2 separate regions of the Homo sapiens genome follow, and region 1 is linked to region 2. A link is a loop called in an ENCODE intact Hi-C map of the cell type or tissue named here. Cell type or tissue: GM12878. All regions are shown on one strand. Region 1 holds the start of UBE2L3 (ubiquitin conjugating enzyme E2 L3). Region 2 overlaps UBE2L3 (ubiquitin conjugating enzyme E2 L3).

The links. Peaks named below come from ENCODE experiments on the same cell type or tissue, not always from the same donor. Only the 100,000 strongest peaks of a DNase experiment are listed, where the experiment ranks them.
Region 1: it touches region 2 in a loop (4-fold over the local background); 30 of 110 quality-filtered maps call a loop at or near these places.

What each region holds. Positions count from the first base shown.
Region 1 is chr22:21,563,783-21,571,782 of GRCh38, reverse strand. UBE2L3 (ubiquitin conjugating enzyme E2 L3) reads right to left here and starts at 4,069. Exons shown (of 4, transcript NM_003347.4): 1 at 4,012-4,069. The coding sequence starts at 4,038. RefSeq lists an enhancer at 1,740-1,809 and silencers at 3,616-3,755, 4,006-4,245, 4,888-5,075. In GM12878, no CTCF peak of the experiment used is centred here; DNase peaks (open chromatin) are centred at 1,724 and 4,141; H3K4me3 peaks cover 4,367 bases; H3K27ac peaks cover 2,335 bases.
Region 2 is chr22:21,613,228-21,621,227 of GRCh38, reverse strand. The region is part of intron 3 of UBE2L3 (ubiquitin conjugating enzyme E2 L3); the gene reads right to left. Among named protein-coding and RNA genes, the nearest start is that of YDJC, 13 kb to the left of the region's middle. In GM12878, no CTCF peak of the experiment used is centred here; no DNase peak of the experiment used is centred here.

The DNA.
Region 1 (8,000 bases), 49 kb after region 2:
GAGGTTCCTCCTACTATGACTATGAACTGGGAGAAAATATAACAATATGAAGTTCTGAGTGAACATTTTTAAATAGCATTAGGCTGGGCGCAGTGGCTCACACCTGTAATCCCAGCACTTCGGGAGGCCTCGGCGGGCAGATCACCTGAGGTTAGGAGTTAGAGACCAGCATGGCAAACATGGTGAAACCTCCTTTCTAATACAAAATTAGCAGGGAGTGGTGGTGCACACCTATAGTATCAGCTACTTGGGAGGCTGAGGCAGGAGAATCGCTTGAACCTGGGAGGCAGAGGTTGTAGTGCACAGAGATCGTGCCATCGCGCTGAAGCCTGGGCAACAAGAGTGAAACTCCTTAACTCAACAGTTATGTCATGATAAGTAATAAGACATTACACACACACCCCTCTAAATCCACAGATTTCCCCTCTGAGAAAAGCCCTTCTGGGAAGCTACTCAACAGGAGGGCCCTTAGGGGAAATGTGTGCAGTGTGAAGCTGCAAAGAAATGATCAGATGGCAATCAGTTGCCTAAGCCACACATAAAGGTTTCACTTTTGGCTTTTGCAGCAATTTCCCCATCCTGATTGAAGCAATGGTTACAATCTGGTTGTAGCCAACAATGCTAAATTAGCTGCTTGCAAATTAAAATGTACTTAATGTTTTATTAACACTGTAATTCCTAAAAAGGCTTCTAAAAGAGGTTAAGCCTCCTGGCAAGTGCTTTTGAAATAAAAGACTTTATCATACTCACTTTGCCTAAAATAACTTCTCAGTGTAGTATATGTAAATCACTCTACTTTTAATAATGTGTTTTACACTATCTGCAGACAGTCCATTGTTACAAAGAAATCTTTGCTGTGGAATGTCCTAGAAAACATTTTTAACAGAAATCTAAAGTTCTTTAAGATGTAATTAATTTGATCATTCAACATTTGCTAGATTGCTATGCCTAAGGCACTGTTCCATGCACTAAGCCCCAACTTTTCACCAACGAAAATCACTTTATTACCACCCTATGTACTGAAAAGACTGTTTATCAACTTGTATCAATAATTTTTCTTCCTTTAAAAGAAAAAAAAAACAGTCTTAAACATTGATTCTCACAGCCAATGATCAGCATTACATAACTGGTGTTCCCCTAGTGAACTGAAAGCCTTTCCATCCTCAACTTAAGAAACAACACACCGCTCCATGCAGCCTTTGAGTAAGAAAGACAGCCTGACAAGAGGCATGGAATTTGGATCCTGGAGCCAGGAAGAGTCAGCGTCTTCTCTCTCCCCACCACGTTCCACAATTCTACCTTAGGTAACTCCCTTAACCTACTTAACCTCACAATGTCCTCATTTATAAAAAATACAAATGACAATACACTAACTTTGAGTGTTGAAAAGATGACTTACGTAAATAACCTAATACTTAATAAATACTCAGTTAATGTTACAATTTTTTTCCAAGGTCTGTTTTTTTTTAGAAACAGAGTAATAATTTTAAAACCATAATAAGTCCCCTCTTAGACCCCTGAGAGCCTGGAGATTCCAAACTGGGTCAACTGGGATAGGCTAGGGGGCTACCAGGATGAATTAGGTCAAGATCCCTGCCCTTCGGGATCTCAGAACCCAGTACAGGAAAGACAAGTCTGTAACACAAAGAGATTGTGACAAGTGCTCAAAGAGAAATATAAAGAAAGCGCTGTGGTCACACAAAGGAGGAAACAACACATTCTGAAGGGGGATGTGGGAGCACGGGCTCACAGAGTAGTTGGCACTGGAGTTGAACCTGGGACTTCTCTGGAAGGGAGAAGTGAGGAGAAGGCAGCTTTTCTTGGGTAGAGCAAACAACACGTGCAAAGGGACATCAGACAGCAAGTAAGAGCAGGAGACTTTGCTTTGGAGAAAGAACCGAATTCGATCACAACTCACTCTCCCTAGCTAGGTAACCCTGGGCAAGCCAAAGAATCTTTTCTCATCGACAAAATGGAAATCACAATGTCTACTTCACAGGAAGGATTAAACATGATCATGCATATAAAGCACGAAGTAAAAGCTGGAAAAATAGTAGCTACTGTGATTAGGTGCAAGAACTGTGGGAAACCAAAGGGCAGGAGGTGAGGCTCAAGGGATTGCTTTCAGCCAGTCTCAGAAAGGTCCTGCATGCCAAGTAAGAGGTTAGGATTAACTGCTGAGGACAATAACACCATAGAGGTTTTTAACAGGAGTGAAAGAATTGAGTTATCTGCTTTAAAAGAACTCTGGTGTCCGTCAGGGGTAGTCTGGGGAGGAGAGCACTTGGGAGGGCACCTGAGAGATGAGGATATAGATTCAGAGTAATTTCAGTAACATTAGAAAGCAAGGCATGCACTCCAGAAATCTTTTTTTTTTTTTTTTTTTTGACATGGAGTCTCACTCTGTCGCCCTGGCTGGAGTGCAGTGGTGCAAACTTGGCTCACTGCAACCTCCACCTGCCGGGTTCAAGCGACTCTTCCACCTCAGCCTCCCGGGTAGCTGAGATTACAGGCAAATGCAACCACGCCCAGCTAATTTTTATATTTTTAGTAGAGACAGGGTTTCACCATGTTGGCCAGGCTGGTCTTGAACTCCTGACCTCAAGTGATCCGCCCGCCTCGGCCTCCCAGGAGTGCTGGGATTACAGGCGTGAGCCATCGCGCCCGGCCTGCACTCCAGAAATCTTTCTAAATTTAAATCCACAAGGGTTAATGGACGACTGCACCTGGGAGTAGGGTAGGAAAGAAAGCCATTAACCGACCCCTTATCTGGTGAATGGTGGTGTCACTAGCTTAAGAGATGAGGAGAGGTCTGAAGTCCTCTGACTGTTCTTTTGTGCCCACTTCCACTCCAGTTTTATAAAGTTAATGTCCTCTCTAGCCCTTAGGGAACAAAAGAAAGGAAACGTTCCCAGGGACGGAGGGAATGCTCAGAGACTGTGGCTCCAAGTTCAATGTCTAGCTCTACCAAGCACTGCTCCGCCTAGAACGAACCCCAGCTCTTTATCTCCCCTCAGGAAACTGGCTCCTGGGCCTTTTTTTAATTTCCGGCCCGTTGCAGGCCGGCAGCACTACCCAGCCGCCGACTCACAGATGCTGGCGGGGTGGGCTACAGAGGACCTTGGCAAATCCACTGGCAAAAGTACTAAGCCAATTTAGCATGTGTTCCTCACCAAAAGGTGCCAATTAGCGAGAAAGCACCCTGCTGCATTCAAGATCCAAAGTACCAAATTATTATTATAAACTTTGGCCCGTTTTGATTCGAACGACTGAAATCAACCGTTATCCCCCCAAAAATGGCACTTTATCAGGGAGGGGAGATCGGGATGACTGAGTGGAGGAGAGGGAAGCAGAACCGCGCCGCGATCGGGGCCGACCTCAGGCCTTCCTGGAGTTGGAACTTACCCGCTGTGTGACTCTGCAGTCACAAGGCGACAGTTTGCTAGGACCCAGCGCAATTCCAAACGACCCACCAACAAACTGACCTAACTTTGGCCGCCTGGCCTCCTTCTCTCTTTCCTAGCCCGAACCTCCCAGACTCCCGAGCTGCGGCCGGGCCAAGCGGAGCTGCAAGCCCGGCGCGCTGCGGCCCAGGGCGGGGCGGTTCCGCGGCGCGGGCTCCGGGCAGGGGCTCCGGCGCTCGGGCCTTCCCCGAAGGCGCCCGGTTTGGAGCCTCCCAACCGGGCTCTCACATTAACGACGCCCTCAGATCGGACCGCGGCCTCCGCGACAGGGGGACGCGGCCAAGCTCCGGGCGGAGAGTGGCGTGAACGCCCCGGGCCGGGCTGAGGGGCCGACAGCGGCTCCCAGCGCGGCCTTGCGCTCCCGCCCAGGCTGCGGCCTAGGCCAGCCCCGTTAGCACCTTGAGCCTGCGCGCGGCCCAGGGAACCGACGAGGCCGTGTAGGGCAGGAAGCCAGACGGCAGCGCCCTGAGAAGCCGCCGCCTGCCTCGGGGATCCGGAGCCTAGGACGCCGCCCCACGCCCGGCCGCTGCCAGAGAATGGCTTTTACCTTCATCAGCCTCCTGCTGGCCGCCATCTTGGATTTGGTGCTGCTCCTTCCCCAGAATGCATCGCGGCCGGCCGGGCGGCTGGAGCCCCCGCACTTCCTGGAGCGGGGGAGGGGCCGCGGGGCGGGGCACAGGAGCAGAGCGGAGCACCTACTGTGTGCTTCCCACTGTGCTGGGGGGCGCGTGGAGGAACGCAAGTGAACCGCACAGACTGGGCCTCAGCGTTTACGGATCGTCCAATCAGATGGCAGTTACAACCAGTGCCTGGCACATAGTAGGAGCATAATAAATACTGATTGCATAAAATAGTTGACCAGGCGCGGGGGCTCACGCCTGTAATCCCAGCACTTTGGGAGACCGAGGCGGGTGGATCACGCGGTCACGAGTTCGAGACCAGCCTGGCCAACGTGGTGAAACTCGGTCTCTACTAAAAATACAAAAAATTAGCCAGGCGTGGTGGCGGGCGCCTGTAATCTCTGCTACTCAGGAGGCTGAGGCAGGAGAATCGCTTGAACCCGGGAGGCAGAGGTTGCAGTGAGCCGAGATCTTGCCACTACACTCCAGCCTGGGTGACAGAGGAAGACTCCGTCTTGGGGGAAAAAAAAAAAGTTGAATAACCAAGGTTACTTCACACTGCCAAGCTCTGTGAAGAAAACTGGGTGATAGGAAAGTGACTGTGGGGACATACTTTGAGAGGTCAAGGAAGCCAAATTGAGGAAATGGCCCTACTAAGTGCCAGACCTCTCTCTAGTGCTTTATTTTCTTTAACCCTTGAAACCATCCTCTGGGATACGTTAGCATTAACATCCTCATTTCACAATAAACAGAAGCACAGAAGAAGCCAGTGACTTGCCCAAGGTCACACGGCCAGCTAGGAGCAGAGCCAGGCTCCTGTCACAGGTGGGCTGCTGGCTCCAAAGCCAATGCTGGGACCTGGAAAATGGGAAGGAACAGCTGGGAGGACTGGAGGAGAATGTTTCAAGCAGAGGAAGCAGCACTGGCGAAGACCATGAGGCTGTCTCAGTGTCCAGAATGGAGTAAAAGGATTATAGGGTGGGAGGGAGGCAGGGGACAGACCATGGAGGGTCTTGTAGAAAGGGGAGGAGTTGGTTTCTATTCCATGTGCTGTGAGAGGTCTTTGATAGATATGAGTATTGACTCCATGGTCAGATGATTTTTTTTTTTTTTGAGACAGAGTCTTGATCTGTCACCCAGGCTGGAGTACAGTGGCACGATAACAGCTCACTGCCGCCTCGACCTCCTAGGCTCAAGGGATCCTCCTGCTTCGCCTCCCAATTAACTGGGACTACAGGCACGTTCCACCACACCCTCCTAAGTTTTTTTTTATTTTTTGTAGAAATGAAGTCTCACTGTCTTGCCCAGGCTGGTCTCAAACTCCTGAGCTCAAGCAGTCCTCCCGCCGCAACCTCCCAAAGTGGTGGGATTACAGGCATGAGCCACCACACCTGGGCTGAGACGCATGTTTTAAAGAGTACTTTGGGGCTTGGCACAGTGGCTGATGCCTGTAATCCCAGCACTTTGGGAGGCTGAGGGGGGTGGATCACTTGAGGTCAGGAGTTTGAGACCACCCTGACCAACATGGTGAAACTCCGTCTCTACTAAAAATACAAAAATTAGCCAGGTGTGGTGGTGGGCGAACGTAATCCCAGCTACTCTGGATGCTGAGGCAGGAGAATCGCTTGAACCTGGGAGGCAGAGGTTGCAGTGAGCCAAGTCCGCGCCACTGCACTCCAGCCTGGGCGACAGAGTGAGACTCCATCTTAAAAAAAAAAAAAAAAAAAGGAGTACTCTGATTGGAAAATGGGGAATGGAGGTGGGTAAGAGGATAAGAAGGGGAGCAGGGGCCACTTGGAAACCGGTTGCAATCATTCAGGCAAAGAGGTGACAGTGGTTTGGACCTCAGGTAGCAATGCAGAGAGAAGAACATAGCTTCAGAATATACTCAGACCTTCTTAAGGAGTTTTTCTCTTTTTTTTTTTTTTTTTTTTTTTTTTTTTTGAGACACAGTTTCACTCTGTCACCCAGGGTGGAGTGCAAAATGGCATGATCTCAGCTCACTGTAACCTCTGCCTCCCGGGTTCAAGTGATTCTCCTGCCTCAGCCTCCTGAGTAGCATAGATTACAGGCACCTGCCACCATGCCCAGCTAATTTTTGTATTTTTAGTAGAGACAGGGTTTTAGCATTTTTGGCCAGGATGGTCTTGAACTCCTGACCTCAAGTGATCCACCCACCTTGGCCTCCCAAAGTGCTGGGATTATAGGTGTGAGTCACTGGGCCTGGACATTTTTCTCCATTTCTAAGAACAGTGGGTTTCTCCTGAAAGGAGAGAAGGAAAGGGAACTGGAAATAATATATCCTGGGGCCGGGTGTGGTGGTTCACACCTGTAATCCCAGCACTTTGGGAAGCCGAGGTGGGTGGATCACGAGGTCAGGAGATTGAGACCATCCTGGCTAACACGGTGAAACCCCATCTCTACTAAAAATACAAAAAATTAGCCGGGCGTGGTGGCGGGCGCCTGTATTCCCAGCTACTCGGGAGGCTGAGGCAGGAGAATGGCGTGAACCCGGGAGGCGGAGCTTGCCGTGAGTGGAGATAGCTCCACAGCACTCCAGCCTGGGTAACACAGCAAGACTCAGTCTCAAAAATATATATATATAGATATATATATCCTGGAATAAGGCTGGCCTCACACTCATCTTGGGAGCCCAGGCTTGACACGGTAAAGGAGGGAGAAACTAGATGACAAGCCTCATGTGATCAGCGATTCTGCCTGCCTTTTACCTCCCCCAAGGCCAGTACACTGAGTGTTCAATACACATTCAGCGTATGCATGAGGGACCCCATCAGATCTCTAGGGTCATGGTGGGACTTAGAAGTCTGGGACTGACTCTGGGGTCTACTGTGAGCACAGAACCTGCCCTTACTGGGCCCAGGACAAATAAAAAACATAGCTGTATTGGGAACTGCTTTCCTCTGTGGAGAATTACGGAGGAAGGGGACGCTTACGCTGAGAAATTCCAAGCCAGTTGAGGAAGCACAGTTCATACCTTTGACCCGGATGTGCTAAGCTGAGAATACAGAGTGGGATCATCAGAGGCTCAATGTCAAGGACTAGCCTTTGCCATGGCATCTTCTTACATCCTCACCGCTGCCTGCAAGATGACTCCCTTGCACTTTGCAGGTGGGGAGTCAAGCCGCTGAGCTACAAAGTGCTTTTACTAAACAAGCACTCAGGAAATGTACCCAGTCCCAGTGGAAGGGCTGCCTGGCCTTTGGGGTCCCTCTCCTGCTCTAAAACCTTCATTGCTCCCTCTAGCAGGCCTGGCTTCTAGTCATACCCGATCCCCTCCACTCAGCCAAACCTTGTTCATACAGACCTATCCTTTCTGTGCCATCTGCCCAAGCCTCCCATCAGAAGTAACCTTGTGGTGACTCATGCCTGTAATCCTAGCACTTGGGGAGGCCAAGGCAGGAGGATTGCTTGAGCCAAAGAGTTTGAGACCATCCTGGGCAACATAGGGAGACCCCGTCTCAACAAAAAATAAAAAAAGAATTAGCCAGGTGTGATGGCCAAGTAATTCTAGCTACTTGGGAGGCTGAAGTGAGAGGATCACTTGGGCCCGGGAGAGTGACACTACAGTGAGCCGTGATCGTGCCACTGCACTCAAGCCTGTGTGAAAGAGTGAGACCATGTCTCAAAAAAAAAAAAAAAAGAAAGAAAGAAAAGAAAAAGAAGTAGACTTTTTTGGCTGCGTACAGTCTCACACCTATAATCCCAGCACTTTAGGAGGCTGAAGCGGGAGAATTACTTGAGGCCCGGAGTTCAAGACCGGCCTGGGCAACATAGAAAGACTACCATATCTACAAAAATAAATAGTCCAGGTGCAGTGGCTCACACCTGTAATCCCAGCACTTTGGGAAGCTGAGGCAGGCGGATCACAAGGTCAGGAGTTCGAGACCAGCCTGGC
Region 2 (8,000 bases):
GGGAGGTCTTAGCCCTCAGTCACTCCCAGCCCTTTTTTCTTGGCGGGGGGTTGGGGAGGAGGGACAGGGTCTCACTCTGTCACCTAGGCTGCAGTGCAGTGGCACCATCTTGGCTCACTGCAGCCTCAACCTCCTGGGTTGACCTCAAGCAATCCTCCAGCCTCAGTCCCCCAAGTAGCCAGGACTACAGTCGTGCACCACCATGCCCGGCTAATCCAGTCCTCTTGTGTACTCTGGAGATAGGAGGCCTAGTATTGAACTGACTGCTCACTCTCATGCATGCACACAGGGTCACTTTCTTCAGGGCAGGACCGGGTAGAACTTCCCTGCATCAGCCCAGCACCCAGCACCATGCTCGGCTCAGGGAAGTTTCGGTTAAGGTGACTGAGTGGGCACTAGAGAGAAGGGTATGTGATGGCGCTGCACTTGTCAATGCGCAATGACCCAACTCTGGAAGACCCTTAGGAGTTTCTGAACCCTCTAGAAAGGGTCACTGGGGCCAGCCAATGGGAAGCTGACAACCGCCATCGCATCACATTGTCAAGACCACAGGCAGATGTCACGCTGATGGCTCTGATGGGTGCCACAGTACTCCCCCTAGGTGCCGTAGCCCAGACGTGCCCCAGGGTGGAAGGATAGTGGGGAATCAGAAGCAGCTGCTACCCACACCTCCTCACATACTTTGCCACAGTTGCCCCCTGACCCTGTCAGGACCAGCACCCTCAGAATGTTCCTTCCCACTGTAAAACAGTGCCCCTCTTCTCCGAACTGCTGATGCCACAAATTCCTTCTTATTTTTTTTAGACAGTCTTGCTGTCACTCAGACTGGAGTGCAGTGGCTCAATCATACTTTACTGCACGGTACCCTCAAACTCCTGGGTGTAAATGATCCTCCTGCCTCAGCTTCCTGAGTAGCTGAGACTACAAGCACATGCCATCACGTCCAGCTAATTTTTTTTTTTAACCTAGGCTAGAGTACAGTGGTGCAATCACAGCTCACTGCAGTCTTATCTCCTGGGCTCAAACAATCCTCCCACCTTGGCCTTGAGAGTAGTTGGGATTACGGGTGTTAGCCACTGCTCCTGGCCTAGTTTTTTGTAGAGATGGGGTCTCACTATGTTGCCCAGGCTGGTCTCAAACTCCTGGGCTTGAGTGATCCTACCGCCTCATCCTCCCAAAAGTGCTAGGATGACAGGCATGAAGCCACTGCACCTGGTCAATTCCTTTATTAAGGGCTCATATTGTTCATTCAGCATTACAAGAAATGGATTAAAATGCAAATGCTAGCCAGGCAGATCACCTGAGGTCAGGAGCTCAAGACCAGCCTGGGCAACATGGTGAAACCCCGTCTCTACTAAAAATACAAAAATTAGCCAGGCATGGTGGCCCATGCCTAGAGTCCCAGCTACTCAGGAGGCTGAGGCAGGAGAATCGCTTGAACCCGGGAGACGGCAGTTGCAGTGAGCCGAGATCGTGCCACTGCACTCTAGCTTGGGCAACAGAGCGAGACTCTGTCTCAAAAGTAAATAAATAAAACAAAATGCTGATGCTGGCTGAGTCATATGCAAAGGCATAATCATTCAACAGCACACATTAAGTGAGGGCCACAGCACAAAGTACTCCTGGCCTGGTGTCCAAAACCCACCTGCCTAACCTCTGCTTTTTACTGTGCCTGGTGAGAATGGGAAAGAGAGGGCTCCTGTGACCACAGTGGGTAGAGGTGAAGCAGTGGGGCAGAGGCGAGGAGGGCATTGCGCATGCAATGCTGACAGGTTCCACGTTTGTTGGGGGTGGATGGGCAAGGAGGGTGGACTGTGAACAGCAAGCAGGGGCAAGGGGCCTGGAAAGCTCTCTGCAGGCCAGGGTGGCCTCTAATTCAGTCTCTAAGCCTCTTCAGGGGTAGGTGGTATCACCTCCCTGTACAAGCCACCTGTACCTCTAGAGGCAGCAGGCCCTGGAGGTATATTTTTATTTAATAAACATTTATTTATTTATTTAATAAACGAAGCCCACCCTTGGCTGACTGGCCACAGTGTATTTCAGTGCACACCACCCTCGGTGTGAGACTGCTCCCTTTTCCTGGCTGTTCTTGACTTCAGGGCTGGAAATTGAGCCACAGTCGCCTAAGAGCACAAATAGGTGGCTCCCCTTCCTTTCCCATGATTAGAAATGGCCCTGTAACAGGAGAATTACTACCGCATTAGCATTTTAGAAACCTCACTGGGCTAAGGACAGGCTGAGTACTTCGTTAGGGGCACGCTCAGGAGTTTTCACCTCACTCTCTGATATGAATACTTAGGCTCTCTACTTCTCACTATCATCACCTTGGTAACTAATGCAGAGGTTGGTGGCTCACACCTGTATTCCCAGCACTTTGGGAGGCCAAGGAGGAAGGATCACTTGAGGCCAGGAGTCTGAGACTGGCCTGGGCAACATAGCAAGACCTGGCCTCTACAAAAAATAAAAAATAAAATTAGCCGGTTGTGGTGGCACATGCCTGTAGTCCCAGCTCCTTGGGAGGCTGAGGTGGGATGATTGCTTGAGCCCACAATATTGAGGCTGTAGTGAGCTGTGATTGTGCCACTATACTCAGCCTGAGTGACACAGCAAGACCCTATCGCAAAAAAAAAATAATATATATATATATTTTTTGAGATGGAGTCTCGCTCTGTCGCCCAGGCTGAGTTAGTGGCACAATCACAGCTCACAATCTCGGCTCACTGCAAGCTCCGCCTCCCAGGCTCATGCCATTCTCCTGCCTCAGCCTCCCGGGTAGTGGGATTACAGGCACCTGCCACCATGCCCGGCTAATTTTCTGTAATTTTTTAGTAGAGACGGGGTTTCACCGTGTTAGCCAGGATGGTCTCGATCTCCTGACCTCGTGATCCACCTGCCTCCGCCTCCCAAAGTGCTGGATTACAGGCGTGAGCCACTGCACCTGGCAAAATAAAAATTTAAAGACCTATTTCTCAAAAGATGCCATTTGTCTATTTCGTTATTTTTTATAGTTTCACTAATTTGATCAAGTCTGAATTTTTTTTTTAATTGAGATGGCGTCTCACTCTGTCGCCCAGGCTGGAGTGCAGTGGCACAATCTCAGCTCACTGAAACCTCCACCTCCTGGGTTCAAGGGATTCTCCTGCCTCAACTTCCCCAGTAGCTGGGACTACAGGCATCCGCCACCACGCCTTGCTAATTCTTTGTAATTTTAGTAAAGATGGGGTTTCACCATGTTACCCAGGATGGTCTTGATCTCCTGACCTCATGATCCACCCATCTCATCCTCCCAAAGTGCTGGGATTACAGGCATGAGCCACCATGCCCGGCCTCAAGTCTGAGTATTTTTAAATTTACTTAGTAGTTCTGATAAGTATTTCATTCTTTCGCTGTTCCCCTGGGTGCATTTCTGGCTCCTTAGCTAAACTATAATAAACTTCAGCTGAGCTGAACTTATTTTGCTAGTAAGAACACCTGACAGATTGTCTGCTTTACAAATTACAACTGTGGCCCTCTATCAACATTTTTCATATATAGGACAGCATATTAAAATTATATTTTATAAAACATCCAGCCCTGGGTTCTTGGTCTCTTCCATGACCCAAATGCTCCTCAGAAGTACTTTTTTTTTCTGCAAAATGTAGGGGCTTAAAAACATACAACAGGCCGGGCGCAGCAGCTCACACTTGTAACCCTAGCACTTTGGGAAGCCGAAGTGGGCAGACTGTCTGAGCTCAGGAGTTCAAGACCAGCCTGGGCAATATGGTGAAACCTTGTCTCTACTAAAATACAAAAAACTAGCCAGGTGTGGTGGCATGCGCCTGTAGTCCCAGCTACTCGGGAGGCTGAGGGAGGAGAAATGCTTGAATCCAGGAGGCGGAGGTTGCAATGAGCCAAGATTATGCCACTGCACTCCAGCCTGGGTGACAAAGTGAGACTCTGTCCCCCCAACAAAAAACAAAAAACAAAAAACCCACACAACAAATTAGCCAATTTTACCTTTTACTCTCACTATATTCTCATCAGAGAATAAAGCCTATAATATTTCCTTCCTTTTGTTCCTTTTCTTTTTTTTTTTTTTTTTTTAAGACAGAGTTTCGCTCTGTTGCCCAGGCTGGAGTGCAGTGGCAGCAGCTGGGACTACAGGTGCCCGCAACCACGCCCGGCTAATTTTTGGTGTTTTTAGTAGAGACGGGGTTTCACCGTGTTAGCCAGGATGGTCTCGATCTCCTGACCTCGTGATCTGCCCGCCTCGGCCTCCCAAAGTGCTGGGATTACAGACATGAGCCACCGTGCCTGGCCCTTTTGTTCTTAATGACAGTTTCTCTGCAATAGCGGATGTAAACAATATTTGTGATTTCCCCTCCTTTTCATAAAAATCCAGGGAGCTTCATTGTCAAAGAATAAAATGTCAATGTACCTTCAACCCAAAAAGATATGCAATGTTGTAGCCTTCCATGGAATGTGCTTTAAAAAAAGGGGGGGGGTGTTTTGTTTTGTTTTTTTGCCCCCCAAGTAGCTGGGATTACAGGTGCCTGTCACCACGCCTGGCTAATTTTTTTTTTTTTTTTTGGAGATGGAGTCTCGCTCTCACTCTGTCACCCAGGCTGGAGTGCAGTAGCGTGATCTCAGCTCACTGCAACCTCCGCCTCTCGGGTTCAAGTGATTCTCCTGCCTCAGCTTCCTGAGTAGCTGGGACTACAGGTGCACGCCACCGTGCCCAGCTAATTTTTTTTGTATTTTTAGTAGGGACGGGGTTTCACCACGTTGGCCAGGATGGTCTGGATCTCTTGACCTTGTGATCCGCCCACCTCGGCCTCCCAAAGTGCTGGGATTACAGGCGTGACCCACCACGCCCAGCCTGGAACATTTTCATCCCCCAAAAAGAAAACCCACTCTCAGTAGTCACTTCCTATTCTCCTCCTCCTAGACCCTGACAATCACTAATCTACTTTGTCTCAATGGATCCACCCTAGTCTGAGCATCCCATATACAGCTGAATTTTATCTGTAGTGCTTATGTTCTATAAACTTGCCATGAACATTGAATTAATGATACTGAATCATTGCTCCTAAGGGAAACAGAGGTTTAGGTTCAAACAAGCCTCTGCTCACATTTTTGCCAGCTGATTAATATATAACTTTGTTTTATGTGTGTTTAAAGACACCTTATTTAATAGGTAATATTGACTCAGCAGCACTATAACTCATGCCCAAATAAAGCTTATCTCACACATGTATTTTCTCCAAAAGGCATATCATGACCTTCTGTGCTCAGGAATACTAGACAGCACTTCAGCACCACGTTTGGGGCCAAAGCAAAATCACCAACAAAAAGCACAAAATCCAAGAAGTTTGGCATTAGACAGCCCACTTGCTTCAGTTGAGAGCTGAAACAAGAAGGCAGGGCATCGCACTGTTCAACCACACAACCTCAGCTGGAACACGTGCATGGGGTACTTCAAATTTTTTGCTGCTCTGCACACGCACACATCTGTGATAGACGAGTGCCGAGAGTATTGATTTTGGGGCTACAAAAAACTTTAGTGAGTAGGCAAATTCGCAAACGCAGACTCTATGAACAATGAGGCTCAACTACAAATGGAATCATACAATATGTGGCCTTCCATGGATGGTTCTTTCATTTAGCATATTTTCTTTCTTTTTTTTTTTTTTTGAGACGGAGTCTTGCTCTGTCGCCCAGGCTGGAGTGCAGTGGCGTGATCTCGGCTCACTGCAATCTCCGCCTCCCAGGTTCACGCCATTCTCCTGCCTCAGCCTCCCGAGTAGCTGGGACTACAGGCGCCTGCCACCAAGCTCGGCTAATTTTTTTTATTTTTAGTAAAGACAGGGTTTCACCATGTTAGCCAGGATGGTCTCAATCTCCTGACCTTGTGATCTGCCCGCCTTGGCCTCCCAAAGTGCTGGGACTACAGGCGTGAGCCACCGCGCCCGGCCCATTTAGCATATTTTCAAGGTTTATGTACCATAAGACAGTACTTCATTGCTTTTTATGGCTAAATAATATTTCATTGTAGAGATACACCATTTTTTGTTGTTTGTTTTGTTTTGTTTTGAGACGGAGTTTGGCTCTTGTTGCCCAGGCTGGAGTGCAATGGCACAATCTTGGCTCACTGCAACCTCTGCCTCCCAGGTTCAAGTGATTCTCCAGCTTCAGCCTCCCATGTAGCTGGGATTACAGGCGCCCGCCACCACACCCAGCTAATTTTTTGTATTTTTAGTAGAGACAGGGTTTCACCATGTTGGCCAGGCTGGTCTTGAACTCCGGACCTCAGGTGATCCACCCGCCTCAGCCTCCCAAAGTGCTGGGATTACAGGCGTGAGCCACCACGCCTGGCTCACATTTTGTTTATTCACTCACCAATTGATGGACATTTGGGCTCTTTTCACTTCTTATCCATTGTGAATAATGGTGCTATGAACATCTGTGTACAAGTTTTTATTGGGCATATGTTTTCATTTCTCTTGGGTAGATATAGCTAAGAGTGGAATTGCTGGGTCATATGAGCATCTTTTCATATTACTATTTCTTCCATTATGCTTACTTTTCTGTACTTGTGGGTGGCTAAAGTCAGCTACAGGTTGTGAATTGAGGAGGTCAAAGAACTTCAAGGCTGGATCTGAGAGAAGCCATAATTGGGAACGCTGAAGTTTCTAAGGACAAGGGCAGGAGACAAAAATCATGAGCAGGTGCTCTGGAGACAAAGGAAGAGCGCTGGAAGATTACAGCAGGAGGGTGGCACAAGTGGCTTTTTCCCTTTCTTTCTTTCTTTTTTTTTTTTTGGTACAGACGGGGTTTCACCATGTTCCTCAGGCTGGTCTCAAACTCCTTGGCTCAAGCAATCTGCCTGCCCCAGCCTCCCAAAATGCTGGGATTACAGGCGTGAGCCACTGTGCCCGGCCTCAGGTGGCACTTTCACTTCCCATATTTAAGAAACAAATGAAGGAATGGTGAGGCATTTAAAAAGGCAGGCTTTGCAGGACAGTGGCAGCTGAACAGCAGTCAGGAAATAGCACCAGAAAAACAGGGACACCCAACATATGAAGAATCAGGCAGGTGGGAGAAGGAATGGCATGTCCAGAGGAGCTGCCATTTGGGAAAAGCAGGCCCAAGTGGGCCTGAGGAGGCAGCAAGGGGACTCAGCAACCTTGCCTGCCTGTCCCACCTCTGCCATCATGTCTCCCATCCTGCATACTCCTCCCATCAAGAGCTGAAGTCTATTTTCCCTCTCATTAAATCTGGACTTGCCTGACCAAAAGAATCCACAGAAGTGACACCGTACCAGTTCTATGCCTTCACCCTGGAACCCTGAGACCACCATGCTATGAAGGGGTCCAATGTAGCCTTGTGGAAAATAAGAGAACACAAAGAGAACCGAAGTGCCTTAGCTAATACCATTTCCGCACATGTGCACTATGCCTACCAGCTCTTCCCAGCCAAGTTGAGTTCCCACCTCAATACAGCTGCATGAGTGACCCCAGGAATGAACAGTCAGCTGTAGAACCATGTAGCTAAGCCCAGCCAACCTCCAGAGTAAAAACTAATAAACTGGTATTACTTTAAGCCACAAAGTTTTGATAGGGGTTATAATGCAGTAATAGATAACAAACATGGGAATGTGGCCGTCAAGTGCAAGGAACAACATTCTTGATGTATGTGAGGATGGGGATCAAGGCCATGCCACAAACAATCTACATAATAATGTTCTAGGAAGGAATCCTCAACTGTCCCAAATCACAAAATAGCAATTCCAGTTCTGTCCATCATGGCACACAGAATAGCTCCTGTACCAAAATTTTTACCTTAAAAATCCCAAGTCAACAGTACTTTTTACAAAAAAAAATTAAAAGCTGCCCCTAAGTTATTTGGCTCTTGGGGGTGGGGGAGAAGCAGCCACAGTCTGAAAAAGCAGAGCATTTTGGCAGTGCACCTGGATAGGAAGGTAAAAAGTGAATAACCCTGCCACGGCCTTCTATGCAGCA